Linked DNA regions of Homo sapiens: region 1 is linked to region 2. A link is an interaction called in ENCODE POLR2A ChIA-PET data of the cell type or tissue named here. Cell type or tissue: PC-3. All regions are shown on one strand. Each heading gives the region's core, and the rest is flanking DNA. Links, peaks and the distances in the headings are about the cores only. Region 1 holds the start of LOC124900851 (a long non-coding RNA gene). Region 2 overlaps TECRL (trans-2,3-enoyl-CoA reductase like).

Region 1 (4,400 bases), core at 136-4,135, 130 kb before region 2:
ATAAGTTATCTAAACATCTTGCTTTACAGATAAGAAAACTCATGTCTAAACAGGTAAACATACTTATCCAGTGTCAGATAGTTTAGGATAAACCGGTTATATTTCCTAAATAACTTATTTTCTGAGACCCTTACCTTCTTCTTAAAGTAAAAGTACTTAGATTTAAAAGAAAATCTTATTTGAATTATATATCCAACTGTACTCTATTGTATGAGTCAATATAGGTGATTAGATAAAGCATAACAATTTTTTCTACTTGGAGACTCTGAGGAAGTTTGAGAAAGCTTTTGGAAAATGAACCATCTGAAGAATTGGTAGTAAGTAGATCATTGATGGAGGAAGAAGGAATTGTGAGTATTAGTTTATCAAAGAAATGAAAGCGGCTGGAGGCAAATTGCTAGGCAAATAGGGGCAGGTTTCCCGTGAAACCCCACCTTCTGGCTGGAGACAGCCTGAAATCTGAACCCCAGGCTGCCAGTTCCACGTAGAATCCACACCCACAGTGAAAATTTCCTTGATGCCTGTTAGCCAGTCAAATGATGCTTTTTCCAGGCCCACTCATGGACCACTCAGCACACACTTCTTCCTGCCCGTAGACCAATGAGCATGTACCTCATTCTGAGCCCATAAAAACCCCCAGACACAACCAGACTGGGACAGACATCAGGAGCGCCCCCCAGCGGGTAGGAGCTACCCACTTTGGGTCTCTTCTCTGCTAAGAGCTGTTCTGTCACTGGGTAAAAGTCTTCTGCCACGCTCACCCTCCAGTTGTTGGTGTAACCTCATTCTTTCTGGATGTGGACAAGAGCTTGGGCCCCACCGAATGGCAGAGGCTGAAAAAGCTGTAACACTCTCCTGGCCTTCTTGCTGAACTGTGGGCAGGCCTGCAAAGGGCTGTAACACATTCCTGGCCAGCTTGCCAAGCTGTGGGTGGTGACACCATCCCGATCATCGGACTGTGAAAGTGAAAGTGAAGAGCGCCAACACTTCTGGGGGCCCAACTTCATCAGGATTCCCCAAGCCGGAGCTTGTGGCCACACCATGTGATGGGAAGTGATGGCAGGGGTGAGATAACCAGGGAGTTCTAGGTGGGAGCAAGGTGGCAGGACTAAAAAAGCCATTATAATCTTAGTCATTTGAGAAATATTTATTGGCACCTTTTATATCCTAAGCCTTGGTCTATGTTCCTGGGAAATATGAATGAAAAGAATGAACAACAATACGATTTCAATGAGTTAGCATTTTAAAAACACGAGACATGATCAGCATAATAATTAACCAACTAACTAACTAACTAACTAAATAAATAAATAAATAAATAAATGTAATTTTAAAATGATAAATTCCTCAGATGCCGGCTGTGGAAATGAGAGAGCTGTAGCACCCCGCCCCCCTTGGGGTTCTGCAGTTGCTGGCGTCTCCAACTTTTTTGTGTGCCACCACGTTCCCCACATTCCCCTCATCCAGACCCCAGCGCCTGCAGCAGAAACTGCTTGCTGTACGCCTGGTCCAGCCGCAGCCTTATACAAAACTGGCACCTGTGTAGGCACCTGGAGCTGCCTGCTGCACCACAACAGCCAGAGCGCCTTGTTGTGCGCAGTGGCTGGATCCTACACTTGCTCGCTTAACACCCCTCGTAGCCCCACACTTGGCTCACTCTCACCAGGCCTGGGTTCCGGGCTGTTAGCGGGAGCCAAATGCAAGCTACTGGTCCGAGTTGGGGCAACAAGCTCTGCAGGTGCGAACAAAACTCAAGCAGAGGCACCACCAGCCACACAGGTTTCTGGCTGGCAAGAAGTGACACCCAAAGTATCCTGTGACAGAAACGACTCTCGTTTACAAGCTGACAGAACAATGGGATAAACCAGAAATTATGTACTGGGATTATTGAGAGTATTTCTTATATTTTTAATAGTTTTATTTCTGGCAACAGACTACGGGATTTCATTTCCCAAACACATGGTATGAAAATGTCTTCTATATTCTCAATAAAATCAATAATTATGCATTTGTTTTGTAAATATTTCTGAACGACTTTTTTTCTCACATTTCAAGAACCATTAGCAAACTAAAGTTAAAAACCCAAATCCCATTTTAGCAGGAACTTTTATCTCAGGAAATGCTGCTGTGTATTTTCACAATCAAACCTCCTCTGAAGGAGGCCTAATTAGAGGCTTCATTATGCACCTGGTGAAAATTAACTTTTAAGCAGCCTTTAAAATAAGTTTTTAAATTATCATTATGCAAAAACTGCAAAAATACCTGTAATTGTATTTACAAAGCAAAATTGTTATAATCACCTCTAACATTCAGGAGCAACCTCAGGATTTTAAATTTTTTAATAAAAATTAAAATAGAAACCCTCATTATTGATTCATGAACCTTTTTTTATGAGCACAAATGTTATCATTGACATTTGTCAACTGCTAAAATTTAACATGTACTGAATGCTAGTTCCTTAAAATTGAACTTAAATATCTTGGAAATATGTTTAATTACTGGAATAAAGGTAAAGGTCATATATAAAATATTTAAATATTATTATGAATTTTACTATTTTCTTAGGGTTAGATTTTGGAAATAGTATTTTAAGAGAGAAATAAAATTGAACATACACATTTTAAAAATGAGACTATTTTCATTTTGTATGCTTCATTTAAGGAGTAATGTTGCTTAAAATTGATCTGTGTGTGTGTCTGAGTCAGAGAGTAACATTTTTTTCCACCAGTGTTGCTAACAAACAAAATGCACTGCAGTCTATTTTGAGCCACAGTTAGCCAAAAACTAAAAATGCACATATATAGTCAAACAGAATTCTTTTTTTTTTTTTTTTTTTCAAGACCAAGTTTCCCTCTTGTTGCCCAGGCTGGAGTACAATGGCACGATCTCGGCTCACTGCAACCTCCGCCTCCCGGATTCAAATGATTCTCCTGCCTCAGCCTCCTGAGTAGCTGGGATTACAGGCATGTGCCACCATGCCTGGCTAATTTTGTATTTTTAGTAGAGACGGCGTTTCTCCATGTTTGTCAGGCTGGTCTCGAACTCCTGACCTCAGGTGATCCACCCGCCTCAGCCTCCTGAGTAGCTGGGATTACAGGCATGCGCCACCATGCCTGGCTAATTTTGTATTTTTAGTAGAGACGGCATTTCTCCATGTTTGTCAGGCTGGTCTCGAACTCCTGACCTCAGGTGATCCACCCTCCTCAGCCTCCCAAAATGCTGGGATTACAGGGGTGAGCCACCATGCCCAGCCCAGAATGCATTTTAAAAGTAACAACTAGAGGTAGAAAAAGTAGAAACTGGAGGTAGAAGGGTTAGGCACTGGAAGCAGTTATGCGGTAATTGATGTGTAGCTGCAGCTGATGCATCTCTTTGTTTTGTTTTGTTTTTCTCTCTCCAGCTATTTTTTATGAAAATACTGGGAAAGACAAAGATGTGGCATTTTAAAAACACTGGGTTTTTTTTGACAAATTGTTTTGGGATAGAGAATTAAACAATTTTTCCAAAAGTAACTACTAGAATAATAATTAAATTAAAGGAACTGTTGATTTTTTAAATATTGTTATCAAAATCTAGTATTAGAAAACTCTGAGGTTATCAAATCTCATATTTCTTACTATGCTCATAAATTTAAATATTTAAATTACTGGGTACTAGTCTTAAACTCCAAATGGGATGTGCAAAGCTATAGTTTGGCAAGAGACCTCCTGTTATGATATTTTCCCACTTTTGCTTGAGATTATTATCAATCTTTGCTTTAAGTGAGATTCATTTCCCAACCGGGTCCAGTCTTTATTTCAGCAGTTTCATCTTCCTTAAGACCCTCTGAACTGACCTATCTTTGGATATGTACAAGAATTACTAAACACCAAGAAAACCAATGGATAATCTGTGAAGATATCATGGGGCATGAATTTACAGAACTATGCATTTATCTGAAGAAAGACTTATAACCAGTAATGGTGTATTTTTAGTTTTTAGAGTTTTGTTTGCTTTGTTTTGTTTTAATAAATGACATATTCGGCAAAAGTTATAGAAAAGAAGAGCAAATACATTCTAAGAAATTATAATAGAGAAAGGGCCTTAGGGAAGACTGAAAATGGGAATCAGATTCATAATTCCATGATTTTTAAAGAAGCATTTACAGGTTGAGGTTGTCAATCCCTTTATATCCCATGTAACCCAAAGAATAAAAGAACAACATATGGATACAACTTAATATTGCTTTTAATACACATATTCTAATTGATTTTAATTAATTCTACTAATTTTTTTTCTAAACATTTATATATCTTTTTTTCATATTAAAACTGTTTAGGATATGTAAGCCAGGCAGTCTTTGATTCCTGTGTTTAAAAAATGAACTGATTTCTACATTACAATAATGGAAATTGTTGATT
Region 2 (4,400 bases), core at 284-4,283:
TGGGAACTGGATAAAAGGTCACTTTGCTATACCACAGCAGAGAGCATGGGTGCATTGTGCCCATGCCCTAGGGATCCGTGGAACTTTAAACTTGAGAATGATGCAAGCGTGTGTAGCCTGCCTTATTTTGTTGTTGTTGTTCTTGTTTTATTTTGTTGTTTTAGGCTTGAAGCAGCCTGTAGACATGGTTTTAGTTTCTGTCTTCAGTGATAAGCATAAAAGAGAGATAAAGAAGAGGCTTTACTGGCCCAACCAGACAAACAGAAACTCAGAACCCACGAGTGTATTCTCTCCCTGGGACACCTCTGGTTGTGGAATAAATTTCTAAGCAGCAAAGTGTTCAAGATGCACACTGGCTACTTCTCATAGCCTAATTTCAGATGCAGTAGCAGAAGAATAACTTGAAGTTGGAACTTATATTTAAAAGAGAAGCAGAGCATAAATGTTTGCAAAAAAAATGTAGCCTGGCCACACGGCATAGAAAAAAAAAGAGTTTTTTGAGAAGTAATTCGAGCAGGCTACTGAGCAACCACTTGCTAGAGAAATTTGTGTAACTAAGAAGAAGGCAAGTGCTGATAGCCAAGACAATGAGAAAAAGGCCTGGAAGGCATCTCAAATATCTAAGAGGCAGCCCCTCCCACCAGAAGCCCTGAGGCCTGGGAGAACAGAATGGTTTCCTGGGCCAGGTTTTGAGCCCTGCTGCCTTGCCTAGACCCAGGACACTGCTTTTGCCTCCTGGCTGCTGGAGCTTCAACCCTGGTGCAAAGGGACTTATGTACAGCTTGGGATGCTGCTTCAGGGAGTGTAAGTGGTTTTAAGCCTGCAGGTGCACAAAGTGCCAAAGTTGAGGCTTGGGAACCATTGCCTAGATTTCAGCGGATATATGAAAAAGCCTGGGTGTCCAAGCAAAAGCCTGATGGAGGGGTGGAACCATCATGGAGAACCTCTACTAGGGCAGTGGGAAGCCATCATGGAGAACCACTACTAGGGCCGTGCAGAGTGTGAAGTTGGAGTCTCCACGCAGAGTCCTCACTGGGGCACTGCCTCATGATGTTGTGAGAAAAGGGCCACTGTCCTCCAGATCCCAAGAATGATATATCCACCAGCTTATGTTTGCCTGGAAAAGTTGCTGGCACTCAATGCCAACCTACCAGCCTGTTAGAGCAGCCATAGGGACTGAACCCTGCAAAGTCACAGGAGTGGAGCTATCCAAGACCTTGGGAGCTCACTTTATCAAACCAGTGTGTCTTGGATGTGAGACATGATATCAAAGGAGATTATTCTGGAGCTTTAAGATTTAATTATTGTTCTACTAGGTTTTGGACTTGCATGGACCCTGTAGCCACTTTCTTTTAGTGGGTTTCTCCTTTTTGGAATGGGAGTGTTTACTCAATGCTTGTACCTCCATTGTATCTTGCATGTAACTAACTTGTTTTTGATTTTACAGGCTCATAGGTGGAAAAGACTTGCTTTGTCTCAGAGAGACTTCAGACTTTGGACTTTTGAGGTAACACTAAAATGAGTTAAGACTTTGGGGGATTATTGGGAAGGCATGATGGTATTTTGAAATGTGACAAGGGCATGAGATTTTGGAGGGACCAAGGGCAGAAAAAATATAGTTTGGGAATTTGTCCCTGCCCAAATCTCATGTATAAATGGAATCCCCAGTGTTGCAGGTGGGGCCTGGTGGGAAGTGATTGGATCATGGGGGAAGATTTCTCATGAATGGTTTAGTACCATTCTCTTGGCACTGTCCTCTTCATAGTGAGTGAGTTCTTGCAGGATCTGATTGTTTAAAAGTGTGTGCCATCTCCCCTCTCTTCCTCTTTTCTCCTGCTTTGGTCATGGGAAGTGCCTGCTCCCCGTTAGCATTCTGCAACAATTGGAAACTTCCTGAGGCCTCCCCAGAAGCAGATGCCACTAGGCTTCCTGTACAGCCTGCAGAACTGTGAGCCAATTAAACATCTTTTCTATATAAATTACCCAGTCTCAGATATTTCTTCATAGCAATGTGAGAATGGCCCAATGCAACAAATATAAGGGAAAACATAATAAGTTTGCCCAGTGTCACAACCTGGATAAGTGTGTGAGGTGGCTGAGTGTCTTAAAGCCTAAGCAGATCCCAATACTATCTTGCCTCCCAAATGTGGCAGTCTTGAACAAGCTCACACAAGATTTCTTCTCCGTTTTATAGAACTGTCTTCAGGGTTTCTACTACACATTTTATCTTCCACGTAGTTGACAGATTTAATTTCTGAAAGGCAGATCTGAAAAAAAATGATTACCCTGTTCAAAGAAAAATAGTCCAAATGCCCTAGCAAGGCAATCAGGCCCTCTCTGATCAGCCCCAGCTATACCATTTTAATCTCAGTTTGCTCTGTTTTGAAGTATCACACCATGTACTTAATTACACCAACCCAGGAAGCTTGGCTTATTACTTTCCTGCCTCTTTTTTTCTTGGATATGCTAAACTTTCTTCCTGGGTTGCTCTTTCGACCTCAACCAGGCTAATGTTCTATACTATATACTTTTCAAGATCCTTTCAAGTGCCATCTTCAGCTAAACAATTCTTTGACTCTCATACTCATAACTAAATTTCTTTTACATAAAAGAATTATTTCCCTAGACTTCTCAGTATAATTTGTGTTAAACTTGTGTATGCTATTTATTATATTGTAATTTGTTTTAAATGTGTTATCTGTCTTTCCAATTAAATTCATGCATTTTAAGGTTAGCAAATACATTTCATTATAAGCTTCGTGTAATCTAAACTATTTGAATAACAAAGCAGGCATAGCTCTCTCAAATGTGTACGTCTCTCTTGACATAGTCACCACTTCACTGCTAGTTTCCGTAGACAGAAATGTTATTTAAGCTTTATGTATGTTTTTAAACTAGTGTTTCCAGTATTAATTGTATTCATTCAATCTTGATTTAATAGGAAATAGGTTTTCTCTTATTTGCACAATATGCTCCCCTTAATTTCATTCCTTTAATGGTTAGCATTTCTTTGTTTACCTCATCTTCTCAGATTTACCATTTTAAGTAGAAAATTTCCAAAGAAAACACAATTTATTCACTTTTCATTGGTCTAAAAAATTTAGATCATTTTTGCTATTTTTTTATATGTACAAAACAAACATTTCAGAGTTACTTTTCCCTTGCCTACCAAGGGAAATACAAACTTTAGAATCAAATTCAAGAAAAGCCTGGATATGACCTATTCTTTTTTCTGAACCCAAGATAGTTTTATTGTAAAATAACATTTAGATGGCTTTCAAATGTTTGAATCATGGCAGTGTTAAAAATATTTCCATGTCATCTAATTTGGTGCTTCTCAAACTATGTAGAGTAAAGTAATTTTTTTTAAACTTCTATTTTGTCATGGACTGATACATTTGTAAAATACAATGAAAATAAACTATTAGAAAAAAATACTAATATATCAATTATAAGCCTCACTATTTTATGATTAAAATAGTAGGTTGGGCAAGCATAAAATATCTCTTTTAAACGTCTATGATAGCTTACAAATGCCCACTCCTAACTATTGGATTATATACAGTAATAATAGATATTTGAATCATTACTGGGATGAGGAGTACATCTGCTTATAGGAGACCCTAAGTGGCACATAAAGGAGTTGTCATCTCTTTTGGACAATACGGAATGAATATGAACTATACAGATTGTGACGGAACACACTTCAAGCAAGGGAATCAAATTTTCCTGAAACTCAAGAAATAAAAATTACAAAATGTGTATTGAGCCTGATAAGTAGTATAGAATGTTGACACATGTAGTAATAGAGAAGAGCTAGAAAGTAATCTCAAGAATGTGAATTGGGGTACATAAGAGATGTATAAAGTTGAAAAATGAAGGGTAAGTCTGTAAAAAGATCTGCTACCTACAAAAGCAATGCCTTCCAGTGAACTCACGTGTCTTATCTCCCAATCTCCCATTGTTTATAATCCCCCATCCCAGATTAGAGTTCTCCCTAAATCACTCTGCCTAAAGTAGTCTAGTTAAACTCAATGAATATCACACCATTTAATATAAGGGATACTTATTGCATTTCTCTGTGCTTCTTAGCCATATTTGACACCACTAATCTTGTCCTTTTTACTTAAATTATCTTGGTGAGGTTTCTGTGATAAACATTCCCCGTGTTCCTATCTCTCTGGTACATTCTCCTTGTTTTCCCTTATCATCTTCTCTTTATTTAAAACACATGCTGAAGTTTCTCAGGCCTCTGTAACTGGTTCTTTTCTCTTCCTACTCATTACATTGTTCTTTACAAATGTATCTTCTCTAATCCAACAGCTACAAAGATCACCTATACATTTTAAATTTCCAAATCAACATATTTAACCATGACCACTCCCCTGAGTTCTTCACAG

What was found. Peaks named below come from ENCODE experiments on the same cell type or tissue, not always from the same donor. Only the 100,000 strongest peaks of a DNase experiment are listed, where the experiment ranks them.
Region 1: POLR2A ChIA-PET joins it to region 2 with 5 read pairs; 2 of 35 experiments call an interaction of 5 or more read pairs at or near these places.

Annotation. Positions count from the first base shown.
Region 1 is chr4:64,271,046-64,275,445 of GRCh38, forward strand. It overlaps LOC124900851 (a long non-coding RNA gene), which reads right to left and starts at 2,853. Exons shown (of 2, transcript XR_007058451.1): 1 at 1,664-2,853; 2 at 1,133-1,187. In PC-3, for the core only: a CTCF peak has its summit at 691 (motif pointing left); no DNase peak of the experiment used is centred there; H3K4me3 peaks cover 1,396 bases.
Region 2 is chr4:64,398,907-64,403,306 of GRCh38, forward strand. The region is part of intron 1 of TECRL (trans-2,3-enoyl-CoA reductase like); the gene reads right to left. Among named protein-coding and RNA genes, the nearest start is that of TECRL, 8.3 kb to the right of the region's middle. In PC-3, for the core only: no CTCF peak of the experiment used is centred there; no DNase peak of the experiment used is centred there.